2 separate regions of the Homo sapiens genome follow, and region 1 is linked to region 2. A link is a contact called in ENCODE Hi-C or POLR2A ChIA-PET data. All regions are on one chromosome and are shown on one strand. Each heading gives the region's core, a stretch centred on a gene start or an enhancer-like site at or near the end of the contact. The rest is flanking DNA. Distances are from core to core; before and after follow the strand shown. Region 1 has its middle 15 kb from the start of LINC01816. Region 2 overlaps ANXA4 (annexin A4).

The links. Hi-C counts contacts between places; a loop is a spot of excess contacts on that map. ChIA-PET counts read pairs that join two places held with the same protein, here RNA polymerase II (POLR2A). Pooled maps may share reads with other maps.
Region 1: a pooled map shows a loop between it and region 2 (3-fold over the local background). The contact joins two enhancer-like sites. A Hi-C loop is called at or near these places in 7 of 50 pooled maps. POLR2A ChIA-PET finds 5 or more read pairs at or near these places in 6 of 52 experiments (Caco-2, GM12878, OCI-LY7 and 3 more).

The regions. Positions count from the first base shown.
Region 1 is chr2:70,138,139-70,142,542 of GRCh38, forward strand. No RefSeq gene overlaps it. Among named protein-coding and RNA genes, the nearest start is that of LINC01816, 15 kb to the left of the region's middle. RefSeq lists enhancers at 133-674, 675-1,216, 2,841-3,380 and silencers at 959-1,253, 3,019-3,313, 3,801-4,404. Within about 2 kb of position 3,078, at least 40 of the 41 ENCODE cell types and tissues checked have a DNase peak (open chromatin) inside an H3K27ac peak, as active enhancers do.
Region 2 is chr2:69,773,050-69,777,347 of GRCh38, forward strand. All of the region lies in intron 1 of ANXA4 (annexin A4), which reads left to right. Among named protein-coding and RNA genes, the nearest start is that of SMANTIS, 24 kb to the right of the region's middle. Within about 2 kb of position 2,067, at least 6 of the 41 ENCODE cell types and tissues checked have a DNase peak (open chromatin) inside an H3K27ac peak, as active enhancers do.

The DNA.
Region 1 (4,404 bases), core at 1,828-4,327, 370 kb after region 2:
TATTCAAAATGGACTGCAACGCTTGAACTGGCCTGACTGGCCGATGTCCCCATGGGCTAAGGATTGCTTAGTAAAATGCAGACTTAGAACAAAAGTAACCAACCTAAAGTCAGGTCTCACTTTTTAAGGCAGAAGATCCTCTTTCCTGCAACAGGAGCAGCAGCCTGACCAAGGAACTCACGGAGCTTACCTGGTCTCCCACTAGCCTTGGGTCCTGCCAGGGCTGTACTTGGAAGCACAGGTACTTTCAAGGATGGCCAAACCCCTCCTGTTAAGTTTGCCAAACTGGTTTATAACCCAATTGATTAAACTTCACCTAAATTACAACCACTTTCCAGCCCCTCTCCTATTAGACTATAAGCTCCCGAGGGCCCATGCCTTGCAGGTTTCTTTTTTCTTTTTTTTTTTTGAGATGGAGTTTCGCTCTTGTTGCCCAGGCTGGAGTGCAATGGCACAATCTCGGCTCACCGCAACCTCTGCCTCCCAGGTTCAAGCAATTCTCCTGCCTCAGCCTCCCGAGTAGCTGGGATTACAGGCATGCACCACCATGCCCAGCTAATTTTGTTTTTTTGTTTTTTTGAGACGGAGTCTTGCCCTGTCGCCCAGGCTGTAGTGCAGTGGCGCAGTCTCGGCTCACTGCAACCTCCGCCTCCCAGGTTCAAGTGATTCTCCTGCCCCAGCCTCCCGAGTAGCTGGGATTACAGCCGTGTGCCTCCATGCCCAGCTCATTTTTGCATTTTTAGTAGAGACGGGGTTTCACCATGTCGGTCAGGCTGGTCTAGAACTCCTGACCTCATGATCTGCCCGCCTCGGCCTCCCAAAGTGCTGGGATTACAGGCGTGAGCCACCGCGCCCAGCCTTAATTTTGTATTTTTAGTAGAGATGGGGTTTCTCCATGTTGAGGCTGGTCTCGTACTCCTGACCTCAGGTGGTCCACCCGCCTCGGCCCCCCAAAGTGCTGGGATTACAGGCGTGAGCCACCCCGCCCGGCCAGCAGGTTTCAATAAGTATGTTGTGACAGAAAGGGCCGCTTTGTCAGCAAAGAAAGAAATAGAAAAACTCACTCCGCCCACAGTTTTTTTTAAGAGACAGGGTCTCTCTCCGACGCCCAGGCTGGAGTGTGATCACAGCTCACTGCAGCCTTAATCTCCAGGGCTCAAGCTTTCGTCCTACCCTCAGCCTCCCAGATAGCTAGGACTACAAGCGTGCATCACAACGCTGACTAGTGGTTTTTTTTTTTTTCTTTTTTTAATAGAGATGGGGTTTCACCATGTTGCCCAGGCTGGTCTGGAACTCCTGGGTTCAAGGGATCCTCCCACCTCAGCCTCCCAAATTGCTGGGATTACAGGCATGAGCCACCTCCCCTGGCCTCACTCCCTGTTTAAAGTGTCCCTGGGCCAGGTGCTGTGGCTCATGCCTGTAATCCTAGTGCTTTGGGAGGCTGAGGCGAGAGGATCACTCAAGGCCAAGAATTCCAGACCAGGCTGGGTAGCGTATCGAGACCCCATCTCTACAGAAAATTTTAAAAATTAGCCGGGCGCCGTGGCATGTGCTTGTTGTGGTCCTAGCTACTCAGGACGCTGAGGTGGGATGGTGGCTTGACCCCAGGAGTTTGAGGTTAACTGAGCTATAATTGTGCGACTGCACTTAGCCTGGGCAACAGAGAGGGTCCTTGATCTAAAACAAAACAAAACAAAACAAAAAACAAACAAACAAACAAAACGTGTCCCTGGGTCAATCAGGCTCAACCACTCGTTTTTGTTTTTTTTTTTCTGAGATGGAGTCCTGCTCTGTTGCTCAGGCTGGAGTGCAGTGGTGCGATCTTGGCTCACTGCAACCCCCGCCTTCCGGTTCGAGCAATCCTCCATCCTCCCACCTCAGCCTCCGGAGTAGTTGGGATTACAAGTGTGTGCCACCACACCCAGCTAATGTTTTTATTCTTAGTAAAGACAGGGTTTCACCATGTTGGCCACGCTGGTCTCAAACTTCTGACCTCAAGTGATTTGCCCACTTCAACCTACATCCACTCCTTGATCTGAAACACTGAAGCTACCTGCCTTGTTCAAAGCCAAAAAGCGTCTACCTACAAAGCCCTGGGGATTTTTTGTTTGTTTTATTTGAGACGGAGTCTCACTCGCCCAAGATGGAGGGCAATGGCGTGGTCTTGGCTCCTGACCTTGTGATCTGCCCGCCTGTTTTGAAGGACAAATGCCTGCACCCTTATTTGTTTGCTTTCTCCTGGGAATTTCTCTATCCAATCCTGCAGGCAAGTTGTTTTTTTTTTTTTGGAGACAGAGTCTCGCTCTGTTGCCAGGCTGCAGTGCAGTGGCGCAATCTCGGCTCACTGTAATCTCCGCCTCCCTGGTTCAAGCGATTCTCCTGCCTCAGCCTCCTGAATAGCTGGGACTACAGGCACGCGCCACCACGTCCAGCTGATTTTTGTATTTTCAGTAGAGACGGGGTTTCATTATGTTTGCCAGGATGGTCTCGATCTTGACCTCGTGATCCGTCTGCCTCGGCCTCCCAAAGTGCTGGGATTACAGGCATGAGACACCGTGCCCAGCGACAAGATAATTTTAAAAGGAGAGGGAACGTCTGCTTTTGTTGCCTTTCTCGTCTTTTGTGGTTCCACATACAACACAGCAGTGTCTATGGGCTGTCAATCGCAACATAATGCAAACAACACAATTGTCTCTGGGGTCCACTGAATCCAAATCACACACGCACCACACTTCTGCCTTTTGCACTGCTGACTGCCAAGTGAACAATGTTTTGTAGAAGCAGCAAGTGTGAGGAGAGGTGACTTCTGCCAGATGGTGCTAAAAAAGACCCAAGTCTGATACACAGGAGTCCTTCCATTAACCCATCCATGACCAAAGCAAAGTGTGTGTGGGGTGAGGGGTAGAAGGAATTGCCCTGTCTTTGCCCTCTGGGGCTTCTTCTGCCTCGAACACTATCCATCTGCCACCTAACCTGGTTTTGCCTTGATATAAATGGTAGCGGTGGCCAAGAGAATGGGGTGACAGAGGGGGGGAAACCCACGGTGTTACATGCTTTCACCCATACCCTCCAGGATGGCCCTGAGCGTCTCACACCCTAGGGGCCTGACCAGGTACTGACACTTTCTTGCCAAAGCCCTACAACCATCACCTCCCTACTGTGAAATGTGAGGTAAGTTGCTTAAACCGGCGGAACCAGTTTCCTCAACTACATAGAGGGATGATGATTCCCCCTAGCTCACAGGACCGCTGTGGGAATCAAATGAGATCACTCATGTGAAAAGCCTAGCACAACCCCTGACACATGACACAAGCACTTCAGGACATATTCATGTTCCTCCTTCCAGGACAGGGCCTTACACTGTCTACTCTGGTAAACCAGCCTCATATAAGCTCCTGGAGGCTGGCGTGTCCCCAGGGGTCAGGCCATCCCAGAAACGATGACTTGACCATAGTCACGTCATGAGGTGAGAGATTCCGGGAAGGGGCAGCAAGAGGAGAAAGAAGCGAAGGGCGCCCCAAGGTAATGTGTGCCCTACACAGGGCTCCTAGCCATAAGCACTTATGCAAGTGCGGGGCACAGAGAAAATTCTGGTAACACTCCTCCCCTCAATTCTGATCAGGTCCCAGGCTCAACTAATCAGTTCAGGGATGGGCCCTTTGCCACCTTTTTCCTAACCAAAGCCACTCTCAAGGGGAAACTTCTATTAACGGCCAGTAAGCAAGACACACAACGCTTTTTGTTTGAAGGACTACCCAGGCGTTAGTGCCCTTCCAGACCGGCTCTAGTGACTGGCGGGGAAGAAGGGGAAAAAGAATTAGTGTATCTGGACACAACACCCAGCATGTGCTAGGCAGAAACTAAGTGTGCGAAGCGGATCCCGATGTACAAAGGGGAAAACAGCGGCTGGGAAAGCCTGAGCCACGGGCTCCAGGCGGCCAGTCGCGGTCCTCCCGGCGCGTGCCCTCCTCCTCCCCGACCTGGCCGGAGCTGACCGGGGCGGGTGTAGGCCCGGGGGCGGGAGGGCTACTGGATCCCAGGTGGGGCGGGTGTAGGCCCGGGGACGGGAGGGCGACGGGATCCCAGGTAGGGCGGGGCCTGGCTCCGGGCGCGACGGCTCTTTGCTCGCAGCGCCGCGCCGTCTCGAGGTCGGGGTGCGGCCCGACCCCACGTGCCCCAAATCCCCCCCGCTGCCCTGTAAAACCTGCGGGCCCCGGTCCAGGCGTGGTCCCGCTCGCACGAGGGAGCGGTCGCCCAGGGTGCCGGGAAGTCGGGGACCGGCCAGCCGCCGACCGGCCGCACCCCTCCCCGCCGAGCTCGCGCGCCCGCCTCGTCAGCACCTTTCCCGCAGCGCAGCCCCACAGTGGTCACGAGGCGGGCGCGGCCCGGTCAGCCCTGGCTAGA
Region 2 (4,298 bases), core at 817-3,316:
TTGTACTAGTAAAACTTTAATAAATAAACAACAGCTGTCTGTATATAAATGTGTATATTACACTGTGTGCTGTCCAAGTTTCAAAATAAATTGAATAAAAGTACCCAGTGTTCAAGTATGATACCTTCTTTTTCCTTAAGTGAAATATTTCTAGCTCCTTGTGTAATGACTCTCAGTATTTCCAGAAGGCTTTGCTCAAGATGTCTTTCCACTTCTTGATGTGGTAAAAAGGAGTGGAATGTTCATATTAAAGCTTGCCTCTTTTGGAGAGGTGTCCCCCTTCCCTGCCTCCTCACTTGTCATTTATTCCAAAACTACATGAAAGCAAAGGGAAGGCCCTTGCTCTGAAAAGCAGTATCTGCCAGGGTTGTCAGCCAATTAGCATATGAATCATACTTACCAAGGGATATGGGTACATGTGGATCATTCACATGACATGAAACAGGGCCTCCAGACCAAGGACTGGCTAAGATCTGTGAAGGTCTTAAGTTTTGCCCCTGATTTTTTGTTTGTTTGTTTGTTTATCAATATTTGTTTTATTCTCCTTTCTTTTCTTTTCTTTTCTTTCCTTCTTTTTTTTTTTTTTTTTTTTTTTTGTTTTCGACAGAGTCTTGCTCTGTCACCCAGGCTAGAGTGCAGTGGCGTGATCTCAGCTCACTGCAACCTCTGCCTCCTGGGTTCAAGCAATTCTACTTCCTCAGCCTCCCGAGTATCTGGGATTACAGGCGTGCACCACCACGCCTGGCTAATTTTTGTATTTTTAGTAGAGACGGGGTTTCACCATATTGGTCAGGCTGGTCTTGAACTCCTGACCTCGTGATTCGCCTGCCTCGGCCTCCCAAAGTGCTGGGATTACAGGCATGAGTCACCGCGCCCGTCCTCAAGCAATTCTTGTACCTCAGCCTCCCTAGTAGCTGGGATTACAGGCATGCCAGGCTAATTTTGCTATTTTTAGTAGAGGCAGGGTTTCACCGTGTTGGCCAGGCTGGTCTCGAACTCCTGACCTCAGGTGATCTGCCCGCCCCTGCCTCCCACAATGCTGGGATTACAGGCGTGAGCCATCTCACCCTGCCCTATGTGTTAATAACCATTTAAAAATTTCCACCCTGCTAAGACTAGTCCGTGACTCTCTGTGCCTTTCTCCATTCTTCTCTTAACTAACCTCATGTTTTTATTAGCATCTGTAAGACCCATAAGGGGAAACTGAGAGAGAAAATTCAATAAGACTCCCTTGGTTTTGCAGCAGTAAGGTTATATGAGGTGTTTATGTAAAAGGAGCCCCCCCCCCCCCTTTTTTTTTTTTTTTGAGACAGAGTTTCGCTCTTGTTGCCCAGGTTGGAGAGCAGTGGCGCAATCTCAGCTCACTGCAACCTCCGCCTCCCAGGTTCAAGTGATTCTTCTGCCTCAGCCTTCCGAGTAGCTGGGATTACAGGCACCCGCCACCATGCCTGACTAATTGTTTGTATATTTAGTAGAGACGGGGTTTCATCAGGTTGGCCAGGCTGGTCTCAAACTCCTGACCTCAGGTAGTCCACCCACCTCGGCCTCCCAAAGTGCAGAGATTACAGGCGTGAGCCACCGCGTCCAGCCAAAAGGAGCCCCCTTAATCACAGCGTTTACCATGACCTGGGTAACAGGCATATTCAGCAGACAAATACCCCGATGATCATCAAGCCAGTCCTCTGTGGTTTGCATATGAAGCACATCAGCTGCTTCATCAGGGGTATTCTACTTGGCATTTATAAGGGGAGAGGAACAGTCCCCCTTCTCAGGGTAAACAGACCTTAGTGTGGCTTTTGTCCAGTCCACCAGGCTGGATGTTCTCTCAGGAATAACCTCCTATGTGTCTGGACCACCTGAAACATCTGCGATTGCTCCATAGAGAGCTGTGGGTCCTGCATCAACCCAAACATGAATGCTAGCATTTTGAATACTCTGCAGTGTTCGAAACCTAAGACACTGTCACTCACTTAGTTACTCACACAACCCATTTGAATAAAGGTTCTTCAGGAAGTTTATGATACTGATCTACAAAATGAAATAACTTCTTCACACTATACCCTGTGGTTTCAATCGTTTCATGGTTTGCCTTCCACCCCACATAAACTGCCTTCTTGGTTACCAGAGTTCTTAGTGATATTGTCTAATCTCAGCATGATTTTGCCATTGGTGGGTGGCTTTGCAGTTACTGGCTAGAGCGCAGACTCACTGAAATCTGAGCTTGGTCTGACCCAGCACTCTCTTTTAATTTTATTTTATCTGTTACAGATAATAACCAAGGGACTGAATATATCGCCTTTTCTTATTAGTTTGCATTTCCTTATGCTTCCAGTGAGCCAACACCTTGGGGTAGCTTTTACCTTTACTAACAGATCTCAGCATGGTATGCTACTCCGTACCATGAGTGGCTGTTACCAATGCCATGGGTTCTTGTAATCACCCAGGATAGAAATCAAGAGCAATCACCATACATAGCAGCAAAGAGAAAGTTTGTTTTGGCTCATGCACAAGGGAGCCAGTGCTGAGAAAGGAAAAGAAACAGACTGCTATCGGAGGATAGTGTGTGGGTTAGTTTTATAGGGTCTTTCCATGGGAAAGGGTTACATCAGAGCATGTATAGGAGAGGCTTTTCTAGCACTCATGCTTCTTCATGCATCATATGCAACATTAGTATTTTAAATCTCCACCCCATGCATTTTTAGCCTTAAAATGAGGAAGGGTAACTGTAGGTTGGACTTTAAGTCTAGCTATGCATGCAGGGCTCCAGGGAAGTCCCCAGCCCCCTGAAATAGGAACTCGTGGTTAATAAGCTTCTTGGGTCTTTTGTTATTAATTGGCTGAGAGTTAGATAAGTTAAAGCTTGAGTGAATGGCTTCTATCATTTTCTTCCAGGCCATTTTATTTATTTTTATTTTATTTATTTATTTATTTATTTATTTATTGAGACAGAGTCTCACTCTGTTGCCCAGGCTGGAGTGCAGTGGTGCAATCTTGGTTCACTGCAGCCTCCACTTCTGGGGGTTCACATGATTCTCCTGCCTCAGCCTCCTGAGTAGCTGGGATTACAGGCACTCACCACCATGCCCAGCTTAATTTTTATATTTTTATTAGAGATAGGGTTTCACCATGTTGGCCAGGCTGATCTCAAACTCCTGACCTCAGGTGATCTACCCACCTCAGCCTCCCAAAGTGCTGGAATTACAGGCGTGAGCCACCATGCCTGGCCCAGACCATTTAAAAATAGGGAACCCACCAGCCTGCCTATCTCATGACCATGTGGCCACCCAGGAATCAAAGTTTCTCATCCCCAACCCTTTTGTTCTTTCTCTTCCCAAACCACATATTTCTGCAAGCCAGGGCCATTCTAGCAAATCCCACTTCTGACACCAATTGTATAGGAAAACAAACTATTTTTCCTTATACTTTAACACTTTTTCACTTCTAGCACCAGATGTGATGGGTGAGGGGGTGGGGTGGGGGTTCCCACATCAAGCATCAAGCAGTTCTTCAGTTCTCTTTGGACACCAACTGGGTGTGCCACAATTTAACTAAATTCTGACACTATCAAGTTAGCACAGACCCCACTGGTTAAGGCAGGGGTGTCCAATCTTTCGGCTTCCCTGGGCCACATTGGAAGAAGAATAATTGTCTTGGACCACACATAAAATACACTAACACTAACAATAGCTCATGAGAAAAAAAAATTGCAAAAAATCTCATAATGTTTTAATAAAGTTTATGAATTTGTGTTGAGCCAGATTCAAAGCTGTCCTGGGCCACATGTGGCCCACGAGCCACAGGTTGGACAAGCTTGGGTTAAGGGATCAGTCCCACAGTCCTCCACCACTTCAGATGCCAGTGTCAAGTCCAGCTTGTCACCTGTGCTTCTGATGGAATGGCTAGAAATCAGAGGTTCCCATGACCCCCTGTTGACTTTCATCATTTGCTAGAATGGCTCACAGGACTCAGGAAAACAGTTTACTTACTGGATTATCAGTTTATGATAAAGAGCTACAGATCAGGAACAGCCAAATGGAAGAATGCATAGGGTGGGGCACGTGGGGAGGGGCTCACAGCTTCCACGGCCTCTCCAGGCGCACGTCTTCCCAGCACCTCCATATGTTCACTAACCTGGAAGCTCTTCAACCCCTCCACTCCCTATTTCCCACTGTCCTTTGGGTTTTTATGGAGTCTTTGTTACATAGGCATGATTGATCCAATCATTGGCCATTGGTGATGAAATCAATCTCCAGCCCTTCTCTCCTCCCCTGAGGTGAGAGGTTGGGCTGAAAATTCCA